2 separate regions of the Homo sapiens genome follow, and region 2 is linked to region 1. A link is a contact called in ENCODE Hi-C data. All regions are on one chromosome and are shown on one strand. Each heading gives the region's core, a stretch centred on a gene start or an enhancer-like site at or near the end of the contact. The rest is flanking DNA. Distances are from core to core; before and after follow the strand shown.

Region 1 (6,801 bases), core at 1,631-4,130:
AGAGGCTAGTATAAACACTCTAACTTTACAGAAGGTGAATCTGAATTAAATAGGTTAAATTAACTTGTCTTTTGTCCCTTAATTATAGGCCAAAACTTGGTTCTTTTTCATTAAACTGTCCTTCTTGGTTTATATGGAATCCTCTCAACCATAAGCAATCAAATATGTTAATGAAAGAAACGTAAAATGTATGAATGCTGAAAACAACTAAATTGAACATTTCTTTCCTCTTTTCATAGGATCATTTTATAATGTATTCACATCTTAGAAAATATGTCACATTACCTTGATGTAAGCAATTGGAATATGAAAAACATTTTATTTGCAAAGCTAACATTTTATTTATGTGTGTTATTAAATACTGTGGTGTATTAGAGAAGTTAAAGGTTATCTAATAGTTACAATGCTTTTTGCATGATCGGTGTTGAATTGATGGATAAATGTCCTGAGGCCCGGAAGGGCTATGTTTTTCCTCAACAATTGGACCCACAAAGTAATACATAGTGTAAGAGCACTACACTACCATGAAGTACTTTTGTTCAGAAACAACAAAAGATACACTTCTGAGGTAAGTGACAGTGCCCAGCCATGGAGAGAAGAGTTGCTGATGCAAGCTAAGTGAGAATATCCTTTCACTTTTTAAGAACTTTCTAGTTTAGATTAGGCTCATTAAATCTAGATATTACTATTGGCTTTCTAGCACACAAATCAGAAATATCACATTACTTCTCAACCACACAGAACCAGCGAATATGCCTAAGTACAATAACAAAGAGACTTTTAGAAGACTCTAGAAGCCCACTTTTTAAAGAACTAAGTCTGGCCGGCCAGGATCTTTAAAGAATCACAGGTTCACTCACTGCTAAAGAGATTTCTCAGCCTGGAAATGCAGATCGATCTTTCTTACTGTTCTGGTTTCTGATCTTTTAGGATATGGCTTTAAGGACTAAAAGAATGTCCACCCTACCTCTCAGTTTTTTCTCTATAGGTTGAGAGTCAATGAAGCCAAAGATTGCTCCCATTTTTAACCCCTACTCTGCTGAAGGTGGAGAGTGGAATTTCCGGTCTGTTTCTGGCGAAAGCCAGTATTTGTTGTGGCTTAATATAAAACCTTGTAGAGACGAATTCATCGACTTCACAGTTACTGTTTCGGCCTCTCACTGTGCATAAAAGCCAGAAAAAGATGTAAAAAGTAGAAGAGTTCAAACATTATTGAGGATTACCTTATCTATGCCCATGTATTGAAAATATAAACGTCCAAAACGTTTAAAATTTCAATAGAAGAAACGTGTACATCTACGAAAAAAGGTATAAAACCTTCTAGAATCTTCTTGGAAAGAAATCAAAGCACAGACTGCTTCAAGTGAGCTACTCTTCAACATCTTTTTGCCATATTTTAAAGCTTTCCATAGAATAGTAAATGAGGCATTTAAAGACCATTGGACACTGACCTTGTTTTAGTATAGTTAAGGTATTATATTTTGGACCATTCAGAACGGTCAAATTAAGATGCCAAATTACCTTTCCATAAAAAGTAATATAGGTTTCATACAGTTGGTTTCCTCATAAAATTACCAGTAACAGCAGCCTATAAGCAGCAACTAGTTTTTCATATTTCAGAATTACTTCATTATATTCCTTGCCAACAAACTTCCCAGGCCAGAGAAACAACGGAACATGTGGAAACATGTTTCCATGACATAACGCCGCTCCTCCTAAGCCTTTCATTAAGCGTTCATAATAGAATCACTCCACAGTCATGTTTATACGGGACAGCTGCCCCCGACTCCGGCAATTCACTCTGCAGAAACACGCTTTTGGTCCGACCCAACCCCGCCGCATTCCAGCAACTGACGTAGTTACCAATGCACAAGGCCAGTGACTCCCATCCCGAGGCTCTCCCTATCAATGCACCATTGACCTGGCCCTGTAAACCGGCTCCATTACCTGCAGTTCTCAAGGGCACTGGGTTTTGTAAAACCCCACATGCCTCACTCCCCGCCCTTAAAAAAAAAAAAAAGGCTTTCGGGGCCAGATGAACCTGCAATTCATCTCTGACGTGTGCAGCCGAAGCTGACTTTTTACTTTTCTGAGAAAAAGCTGTCACCCAGAGGGACGGGGAAAGGAAGGAGGGCAGCTGGCGCGGGGCCGATAATCCCACGTAAACCTCGTTAGAGGCAACCGGAGATCTTTCTCAATATTCCGGACGCCAGGGGCTGTCCCACAGCAACCTCTTCCTCGCAAGCAAAAGAGGCGTTGGGGGACAGCGGCACGAGGCAGGGGACGTGCGTAGGTACAGAAAAGAGAGCTGCGCAAACTAGTGCGGTCCCTCGTCCTTGAAGGAAAAGAAGCTTTGCGGGGCGAGGAAGTCCGACTGCCACCCGGCGGTCTCTAGGGACTGCGGTTGACGGGTTGCACCTGTCATCTCGGGGTTCGGCGCACGTTAGGGGAAAATCCGAGGAAGCGAGCAGACAGGACAAACGTTAAGGACGGGAGAGAAAAACGTTTCTTAGGGTCGAGGTGATGCTCAGCAGAGGCACTTACGGGGTACACCTGTCGCTGTACTCATTGGCGATGGTCTCGATGCCGCCACTTCTCGCGACAGCAATGTAGCAGTTGAGAAAGCCGAGGTCAATGCCAACCACAGACATCCCGCCGCGTGATGGTCGGGCTGCTGGTACTGAACCCTTCGGTACGGGAACCGTGTCCTCTTCTGGGCTATTGCTGCTGGGATTGCGACTCCTACCAGAAGCAAACGAGAGGGGACCCCAAGTCGCTAAGCAGAAAATCTAGGGCAGGGAGTCGGAAACCCGCGGAAGGAGCAGAGGCCGTCAGCGCCGCAGCCTGCACCGCGTCCCGCAGCCTGGGTCTTTCCCTACTGCGGTTCGGCCGCCTCCAACCGGCGGTTACTGGGACCTGCGCCTGCGCGCTCGGCTGCCCGGGAGGCGCGCGAGCCTCCGCTCCGCGCCCGAGCCAGCTCCGGGCCCGGACTTCGGCCGCTTCCGTCAGCACTCGGGCAACGGCTGCCCAAGAAGCTGCGGGTTCGAGAAAGATCTGGAAAATGGAGGCTGCTGAGCTATCCGGGGGCGGGAGAAGCGGGAAGGCGGGGCGGGGAGGATCGGGGAAAGGAGGCTAGGCACATTGGCTTGCTCGCCCTCGCTCGGCAGTAGGACGTCGGGCGGTCGGGCTAGGTGAGAGGCAGGCGACCGGCCGGCCCGGGGCTTTGCGAACGTGTTTTGAGGCACATTTTTGGGTTGTTTTGGCAACCGGAGGCGTGCTTGTCACGGCGGCAGGATGCTGTCCTGGCTGGCGGGCGCCGCCCCCTCACCCCCTGCCCTCAGAAGGGCTCGCCCGCAGGCCTCGCCTCCCCGAGGGGCCCATGTGCAGCCCGGCGCCCTCCCCTTGTGGCTGGAGGCCCGCCGCGCCCGGCTCTGTGAGGTGGCGCGCATTGTCCGACGTCCGCCGCTCCGCCCTGTCCAGCCCCGGGGGAGCTGCCGAGCCCGGGACAGACTCTTGTGCGAAAGCGGGATGAGCACATGTTAGGTTTTTTTCTTTTTTCATCAGCAGGATTTGAAATATCAAAAGTCAAACTTCTGTCAAGAAATAAGATCACACTGACAACTTTCCCTCCACGTACCTTTCCTCACACCTTTCTAAAAGATGCTGGCCCCGCCGCTGACCCTTGTCTCTGGAAACCAGTTTTACAGGAAAGTGACCTTAATTAAGTGTGCCACTCACACCAGCCAAGTCTGTGCTTTAGCCTCCAGCCGCTGCCCTGTGGTCCTCAAAAAAGAGCCCAGTGTGGTCCAGCGCCCTCCCTCTTGGTTTGATCGGCATGTGTTGCCTGTCTGTAATTAACCAAGTTTTATGTTACACTTAAGAAATTTGGCTGTCTTGTTGCTTTTCGTTCACTTTTACGTGTGTGCCCTGTTCCTTCTCTGCCAGTCCTTGGTCTGTTCCCTGTTCCTCCCCGTCCTCTTCATCTAGTCTCTGTTCCTTCTCATCCAATTCTTTGTGTGTTTTCCTGTTCCATTTTGGTATCCATCTTGAAAACAGGCGTGTTTTTTTGTTTGTTTGTTTTGTTTACTAGATTCTTTAGTATTCTGATTATCCCTAGTTGTCCACTTCTTTAAATAACTTAGATTTTTTACTATTAATAATGTTGCTACAGCAGCAGCAGCAGCAAGGGTGGCTATAGTTCCTGCTGCTGTTAGAATGAACGTGAAATCCATTTTCAAGGGCAATACTGAGGCAACTGGATTGTACAGTATTGCTTGGGCTCTGGTCTCTACATTGAAGAAATCAATCAGGCCTCTCTTCCCTTCATGAGCACTCAGGAGACGTGGAGCCCCTGGGTGAAGCTGCGCTCTGAGACACCGCAGAACTCGGCGTCCCAGCGGGCAGCTCGTGAGCAGAACAGGGATTGGGCGTTGCCCTGCGACTGAACCCTGGGCCCTGGTCCTGCTGGGCGCCTGTGACTTCCACCAGTTCTCCTCACACACCTCTTCTGACATCGGCCATCACTATCTAGATTTATTCCAGAATATCCTGAAATTCTCCTAGTACAATTAATTTATCTTAATTCCATTAGTTTATCCATGTTGTCTATACAACTTGAGGGTGTAAGAATGTTTTTTTTTTTTCCTATTAAAAATACCACTTAAAATATCAAAGTAAAAAGGAAGTTGAGGCCAGGAGCAAAGTGGTGTTATCATCACGTTCCTTACAATTACTGGCAGGACGTGAGAGTACCCAGTGGTTAAAACCATGACGGGCTTTGGGGTCACACAGATTTGGGTTGTAGTACCAGGCTTGCCTAACTTACTACCTGTATAACGTTTGGCAAGTTACTTAATGCTCCAAGCCACAGGTTCAGTCTGTTAAAATGAGGACAAATATGCCTACTGGGCTGTTTTTATGATTAAATAATGTAAGCACTGCATCAGTCCCTGGCACCAAACGGTCAATAAATGCTAGCTATGCTTAGCTGCTGAATGATCCTGATTCATGTACATTGGTCATGTATCCAGCAACCTTGCTGTATTCTAAATTCAAGTATTTGCAGAATTTCTTGGATTTTCTGTGTATAGAACAATATGGCCTGGGAAATAATGAATTTCTTCATTTCTATTTCTTCTGTTTCTTATTGTTTTGCCTGGATTATGTTGCTTAAGTGCTCCAGTAAAATTTTGAAAATAAACAGTAGTGGTAAGCATCCTTGTCTTGTCCCTAACATTAAATACCTTTGTGTTTATGATGTAAGAAAGTTAACAAAATTATCTTCTATTCCTACTTTGCTAAGAGATTTTTCTCATAAAATCCACTCACACGCCTGTAAGTGGATACTGAAACTTAACAAATGTTAACCATCATCTAATGACCTGTTTGTTGCCCTTTAATTTGTTAATACAATGAATAACGTTACTAGAGTTTTCTAACATCCTTGTATCCCTGGGATAAACCAGAAAGGCCATGATGGTTCTGATTGTTTTGGCTTGTGATTATTTTATGAAGGATCTTTACATCTATATTCATAAATGAAACTGGCCTTTTTCTTTCTTTACTCTTTTTATTGGCGTCAAGATTATCGCCTCATAGAGGAAGCCAAAGGGGTTTCCTCTTTTTTGTTCCCTTCTGATAGTTTTGGTAAGAAAAGCCTGTAAACCGGCTGGGCGGGGTGGCTCACGCTTGTAATCCCAGCACTTTGGGGGCCGAGGCGGGCGGATCACCTGAGGTCAGGAGTTTGAGACCAGCCTGACCAACATGGCGAAAACCCATCTCTGCTAAAAATACAAAATTAGCCGGGCGTGGTGGCACATGCCTGTAATTCCAGCTACACAGGAGGCTGAGGCAGGAGAATTGCTTGAACCTCGGAGGCGGAGGTTGTGGTGAGCCGAGATTGCGTCATTGCACTCCAACCTGGGCAACAAGAGAGAAACTCCGTCTCAAAAAAAAAAAAAAAAAAAAAAAGGGCTGTAAACCATCTTAGCCTAGAGTTTATGAGGTTTATGATGAATGATTAAATTTCTTTAGTGGTTATGGTCTATGTTTTCTATTATTCTTGAATCATTATTGGTTATTTGTATTATTAAAAATTTACCATTTCATCTAGGTTTTCAAGTTTGTTGGCACAAAGTTGATTATTCACTTAAAAAAATCTCTTCAGTAGTTATATGTACATCTTTTTCATTCTTAATATTCTTTATTTTAATCTCTTCCTTTTCTTGGTTCCTGTCAGTATGGTTTGTTAAAAGAACCAGCTTTTGGTTTTCTTGCCTGACTTAATTGTCTTTGTTTTCTGTTCCATCTGCTCTTTGTTTCACTATTTTTGTTTATTCCTTTTCTAGTTCATTGATTTTCAGTTTCTTGTTTTCTAATACATACACTTGAAGCTGTAAATTTCCTTCTACGTACCATTTTAGCTATATTCCTACCTGAATTTTCAAAGAATTGAAGTTGGAGAGTAGGCAATGAGGATAAAATGAAACAGGCCAATGGTCACTGGTCTTGTTGTCTAAGGTGTTATCCGAGTTCGTTGTCTCACGACCGAAGGAGCGTGGATGCAAAGGGTGAGATAGGAGCGAAAGTTTAATAAGCAGAAGAAGAAACCTCTGCACAGTGTAGAGGGGAGCCCTAGTGGGTTGCTGTTTTTAGAGTTGAATTCAAAAGCTTTTATAAGAAACTCCCCTCATCTCTGTAGCTGTTTGAGTAGTTTCTCTTATTAGTAGCTGTCTGTGCAACTCCCCTTATCTTATGTAGTTGTGGGTATGTCTCTAGGCAAGCACAAAGTGCCACTTCTCT
Region 2 (6,462 bases), core at 2,610-5,109, 220 kb before region 1:
CAATCAGGTGGGCTTTTATTCCTGGGATGCAAGATTGGTTCAATATATGCAAATTAATAAATGTTATTCACCACATAAACAGACTTACAAAAACCACATGATCATCTCAATAGATACAGAAAAGGCTTTCGATAAAATTCAACATCACTTCATGTTAAAAACCTTCAATAAATTAGGTATCAAAGGAAGATACCTCAAAATAATAAGAGCCATCTATGACAAACCCACAGCCAACACCATACTGAATGGGCAAAAGCTAGAAGCATTCCCCTTGAGAACTGGAACAAAACAAGGATGCCCATTCTCACTACTACTATTCAACACAGTATTGGAAATCCTAACCAGAACAATCAGGCAACAGAAAGAAATAAAAGGCATCCAAATAGAAACAGAGGAAGTCAACCATCTCTCTTTGCAGACAATATAATATTATACCTCAAAAACCCCACAGACTCTGCCAGAAGCCTCCTAGAACTAATAAATAACTTCAGCAAAGTTTCAAGATAGAAAATTAATGTATAAAACTCAGTAACATTTCTATACACCAATAACATCCAAGCTGAGAGCCAAATCAAGAACACAATCTCATTTATAATAGCCACACAACCACACACACAGAAACCTAGGAATACAGCTTACCAAGGAGGTAAAAGATTTCTACAATGAGAATTACAAAACACTGCTGAAAGAAATCAGAGATGACATAAACAAATGGAAAAACATTCCATGCTCATGTATAGGAAGAATCAATATTGTTAAAATGGCTGTACTGTCCAAAGTAATTCACAGATTCCATGCTATTCCTATAAAACTACCAAAACCATTTTTGACAGAATTAGAAAAATTATTCTAAAATTCATATACGGAACCAAAAAAGAGCATGAATCACCAAAGCAATCTTAAGCAAAAAAAGCAAAGCTGGAAGCATCACATTACCCAACTTCAAAATATACCACAAGGCTATAGTAACCAAAACAGCACGGTACTGGTATGCTGGTATAAAAACAGACACATAGACCAATGGAATAGCATAGAGAATGCAGAAATAAAGCCACACACCTATAACCACCTGATCTTTGGCAAAGTCAACAATAACAGACAAAAGAAAAAGGACTCCCTATTCAATAAATGGTGTTAGGATAGATGGCTAGCCATATGCAGAAGATTGAAATTGGACCCATTCCTTTCACCATAAACAAAAATTAACTCAAGATGGATTAAAGGCTTTAATGTAATACCTAAAACAATAAAAACCCCAGAAGAAAAACCTAGGAAATTCTGGGTTCAGCCTTGGTGATATGGTTTAGCTGTGTCCCCACCCAAATCTCATCTTGAATTCCCACGTGTTTTGGGAGGGACCTGGTGGGAGGTAGTTGAATCATGGGGGCAGGTCTTTCCCATGTTGTTCGTGTGATAGTGAATAAGTCTCATGAGATCTGATGGTTTTAAAAAGGGGAGTTTCCCTGCACAGGCTCTCTTCTCTTGTTTGTCACCATATGAGATGTGCCTTTCACCTTCCGCCATGATTGTGGGGCCTTCCCAGCCACGTGGACTGTTAAGTCCATTAAACCTCTTTCTTTTGTTTGCCCAGTATTGGGTATGTCTTTATCAGCAGCGTGCAAACTAATACACTTGGCAAAGAATTTATAAGTAAGTCCCCAGAAACAACTGCAACATAAAGAAAAGAGACAAGTGGGACCTAATTAAACTAAAGAGCTTCTGCACAGAAAAAAAACAAAGTATCAACAGGTTGAGACAACCTACAGAATGTGAGAAAAATATTCACAAACTTGCGTTCAATAAAGGTCTAATATCCGGAATCTATAATAAACTTAAACAATTTAACAAAAACCAAATAACCTCACTAAAAAACAGGAAAAAGATACAAATAGGCAGCCTTCAAAAGAATAATAATCCCATCACCCAGGTCATGAGCATAGTACCTGATAGGTAGCCTTCCTAAAGATTCCTCCAGAATCTGTATTATTTGCACTCATTTTATAATGACCATGTATTATTTTGTAATTTTAAAACAATCTAAATGAGTGCTTTAGCTAATATGTTGTCATTGTTTTGTTTTTAAATAGAGTAAAAAATCCTGTTTTTTTCCACATCAGCAACTCACCTTCACCTAGGAGCCTCTTTCATTTTAAGCTATGGTAAGAACTAAGCCACCAGAAGGCTACTTTCTTACTTTTTATTTCTATTTTTGAGATGCAGTCTCACTCTGTCGCCCAGGCTGGAGTGCAGTGGCACGATCTCTGCTCACTGCAACCTCCACCTCCCAGGTTCAAGTGATTCTCCTGTCTCAGCCCCCTTAGTAGCTGGGATTCCAGACGTGCACCACCAAGCCCAGCTAATTTTTGTATTTTTAGTAGAAATGTGGTTTCACCATGTTGGCCAGGCTCATGTTTTTTAAAAATATATATATATTTTATATATTTAAATGAAAGTCTGCGTATAATAATGAACTCCTTCATCTTGAGTAATCAAGAAATCAATGAACAACTATATCGCTTCCATAGCTGCATAACTGCTTTGCTTTGGATTCTAGACTCTAAAAGCCCAATATTTCATCCCAATAATCATTCAAAAGATGTTTAAAGTTCCTAAGTACGTAAAGTACCATAGTGGCAGAGTTAAAGACAAGCTACAGACTTAGACAATTCATATAATTTAAAATGTAACATTTATAAGTTACTAGAATAAACTGTTTTGCTTTTATCTTATTTAGTTCTTTGCCTTTTGGTGGGGGCTACATTTAATAATGGCATTTGCAGAGAGAGGGGAGTGGAGAAAAACCAGAAAGACCTGAAGAATTAGAGCTGGATGCAATGGCGCACACCTATAGTCCCAGCTACTTGGGAGGCTGATGGGTAGAATCACTTCAGTCCAGGAGTTTGAGACCAGCTTGGCCAACAGTGAGATCCAGTCTCTTAAAAAAAAAAAAAAAGTCAGCCGGGAGCAGTGGCTCACGCCCGTAATCCCAGCACTTTGGGAGGCCGAGGCAGGCGGATCACGAGGTCAGGAGATCGAGACCATCCTGGCTAACATGGTGAAACCCTGTCTCTATTAAAAATACAAAAAATTAGCAGGGTGTGGTGGCGGGAACAGGAGGCTGAGGCAGGAGAATGCAGTAAGCCGAGATCGTGCCAGTGCACTCCAGCCTCGGCGACAGAGCAAGACTCCATCTCAAAAAAAAAAAAAAAAAAAGAAACGTCTTGAAAAATTTACAAAGGATAAGACAAATGAGACCATGTCAAAGAAAGAGAGAGAGAGAAAAGAGGAAGTGAGATAAAGAAGTGAAGCTGGGCATGGTGGCTCATGCCTATAATCCCAGCACTGTGGGAGGCTGAGGCAGGAGGATCCCTTGAGCCCAGGAATTCAAGACCAGCCTGGGCAACATAGAGACCTTGTTCTCTACAAATAAAAAAAATATTAGTTGGTTGTGGTGGTGCATGCCTGTAGTCCCAGCTACTCAGGAGGCTGAGGTTGGAGGGTCACCCAAGCCTAGGAGTTCAAGACTGCAGTGAGCTGTGATTGCGCTACTGCACTCCAGCCTGAGCAATAGAGCAAGAATCTGTCAAAAAACAAAAAACAAACAAACAAAAAAAAACGAGGAGGAGGAGAGGAAAAAGGTGAAGGAGGAGAAGGAGGAGATGAAGAAAGAAGAAGAAGGAAGAATAAAGAAGGAAGAAGTGGAACAGAAAGTAAGGAGGGAGGAAGATGAGAGCTAGTAAGAAATGACTAAGTTTTTCTCTGAGCCAACAGCTGCTATGGTTACACATCTTTAATCACATAGTTGCCTACTGCCGCCAGGTGGTACACTGCTTTTCTTAATCACTTGTTGCCTTTGACAAGGCTGAAAGCAGTACTCTACAAGTTTCAAACTACACATTCCAAAAGGCAAATACATAGCTTTTTGAGTCTAGAAGAGAGGCAGACTGAAGAGGGCTGAGATTCAAGGAAACTCTAATTTAAGTCATATGAAATCAGTATTCCTTCTACCCCACCCTCAAAGAACTCCTTGTACTGATTCTGCCTAGTCTTTTGTTGTTGTTACTTTTTTTCCTTTTTAAAATAAAAATATCCTTTTGACTGCCTAGTCTTTTGAAATGTAAGTCTTTAACACTCTTTCATCATATTTCCTGATCTCCAGAGAGTACAGTAAGATTGTGTATGTACATCTGTATTAGATGCAAATCAATTAGAAAGTGTGTTACGGGAAGTCAGGGACCCTGAATGGAGGGACCGGCTGGAGCCAAGGCGAAGAACATAAATTGTGAAGATTTCATGGACATTTATCAGTTCCCAAAATTAATACTTTTATAATTTCTTACACCTGCCTTTACTGCAATCTCTGAACATAAATTGTGAATATTTCATGGACGTTTATCACTTCTCCAATCAATACTCTTATAATTTCTTATGCCTGTCTTTACTTTAATCTCTTAATCACGTTATCTTCGTAAGCTGAGAATGTATGTCACCTCAGGACCACTGTTGTACAAATGGATTGTAAAATGTGTGTTTGCACAATATGAAATCAGTGCACCCTGAAAAAGAACAGAACAACAGCGATTTTCAGGGAACAAGGGAAGATAACCATAAGGTCTGACTGCCTGCAGGGTCGGGCAGAATAGAGCCATATTTCTCCTCTTGCAGAAAGCGAGTAGGAGAAATATCGCTGAATTCTTTTCCCAGGAAGGAATAACCCTGGGGAAGGAATACATTCCTGGGGGTAGGTCTACAGACAGCTGCTCTGGGAGTGTCTGTCTTATGCAGTTGAGATAAGGACTGAAATATGCCCTGGTGTCCTGCAGTACCCTCAGGTTTACTAGGATTGGGAAATTCCAGCCTGGTAAATTCTAGTCAGACCATTCTCTGCTCTCGAACCCTGTTTCCTGTTAAGATGTTTATCAAGACAATGCATGTACAGCGGGACATAGACCCTCATCAGTAATTCTAATTTTGCCTTTGCCTGTGATCTTTACTGCCCTTTGAAGCATGTGATCCTTGTGACCTACTCCCTGTTCGTACACCCCCTCCCCTTTTTAAAATCCCTAATAAAAACTTGCTGATTTTGCGGCTCGGGGTCGCCATCATGGTCCTACCAATATGTGATGACACCCCTGGAGGCCCAGCTGTAAAATTTCTCTGTTTGTACTCTTTCTCTTTATTTCTCAGACCAGCTGACACTTAGGGAAAATAGAATGTATGTTGAAATATTGGGGGCTGGTTCCCCCGATAAAAGTGAAAAGGTGAGTGAATACTATGTATCTGAACAGTTAAATTTTGGCTCTGCTCAGGTCATATCACATTAGTTTTATAAAAGATTTTAGCTAAATACTGGTTTTCCAGCACATGTAAATGAATATGTAGCTGTCTACTCCTTTTCCTCTACTCATCCACACTCCTTTCAACTTTAATTTCTTTATTCCTGCCTGTATCTTTCCAGCAAGCCCTAATTCAGAAGTGGGAAGCCGTTAAGTACCATACAGTTAAATAAATTGCCCAAGGGCAGGGAGCTGAGTGGCTGAGTCATGGCCCATGGCTCTTCCTTATGTTAGACACAGGGAATTACCAGTACCTACAAAGAATTTTTTATAGCCAAGGAAAATTTTTATACAATTTTTTTTCCTTTTTAGAATGAGTAGAGAACTACTGAATGCCATTTATGCCATTTAAAGACAGTAAGAATGATTTTTAAAATATTGGCAAAAACTATTGTTGTAATCATTAGAAAAAAGCAGAGTATAATATTAAAGTATTATTTTCCCTGCTTATAATATTGAATTTACTTAGTTACATACTTATATTTAAAATCACACATAAATATATTTAATTTACTGCTGTTAAAACCATCAAAATAAAGTAGCAGTGAAAATTAAAGTATTATTTTTCCTGCTTATGTTTATTTTGATATATATTTAAAATGTTGTAAAATTTAATTTTAAAGTTTAACATACATATTTAAAATCACGAGTCTATTAATTTAGAAATATTGATCTTTCTACTCTCTAATAAACCACTATTCTTTTAAAAATAAAAACTAGATCAGTAGTAAGCATGAAATCAGAACAGGAATTATCTACATTTTGTTATTTTAAGTAATATCTTATTTCTTTGGTTCAATTTGGAATATGGCATAAAAGTAATGCCTGAAGTAATGCTGAAAAGGATAGCTGTTTTTGTTACACATACACACACAGATATATACCTACACATACACACATATTTCTATAAATGGAATAAAATATCATGAAAGCCTGGAGCAGTTTATTTGCAAGTATGCATAATTTAAAATGAGTGCCTGGCCGGGCCAAGTGGCTCACGCCTGTAATCCCAGCATTTTGGGAGGCTGAGGCAGGTGAATCACTTGAGGTTAGGAGTTTGACACCAGCCTGGACCACATGGTGAAACCCCATCTCTACTAAAAATACAAAAATTAGCCAGGCGTGG

The links. A loop is a pair of places that touch in the nucleus more often than their neighbours do. Pooled maps may share reads with other maps.
Region 2: a pooled map shows a loop between it and region 1 (8-fold over the local background). The contact joins the enhancer-like site here to the promoter of HSPA4L in region 1. A Hi-C loop is called at or near these places in 8 of 37 single-sample maps with no recorded cell type and 11 of 50 pooled maps.

What each region holds. Positions count from the first base shown.
Region 1 is chr4:127,778,401-127,785,201 of GRCh38, reverse strand. It overlaps HSPA4L (heat shock protein family A (Hsp70) member 4 like), which reads right to left and starts at 2,880. Exons shown (of 19, transcript NM_014278.4): 1 at 2,545-2,880. The coding sequence starts at 2,651. RefSeq lists enhancers at 479-718, 2,130-2,209, 1,818-2,810, 2,710-2,859 and silencers at 3,000-3,069, 3,350-3,519.
Region 2 is chr4:127,995,033-128,001,494 of GRCh38, reverse strand. All of the region lies in intron 4 of ABHD18 (abhydrolase domain containing 18), which reads right to left. Among named protein-coding and RNA genes, the nearest start is that of ABHD18, 33 kb to the right of the region's middle. RefSeq lists a silencer at 3,881-3,930. Within about 2 kb of position 3,859, at least 2 of the 41 ENCODE cell types and tissues checked have a DNase peak (open chromatin) inside an H3K27ac peak, as active enhancers do.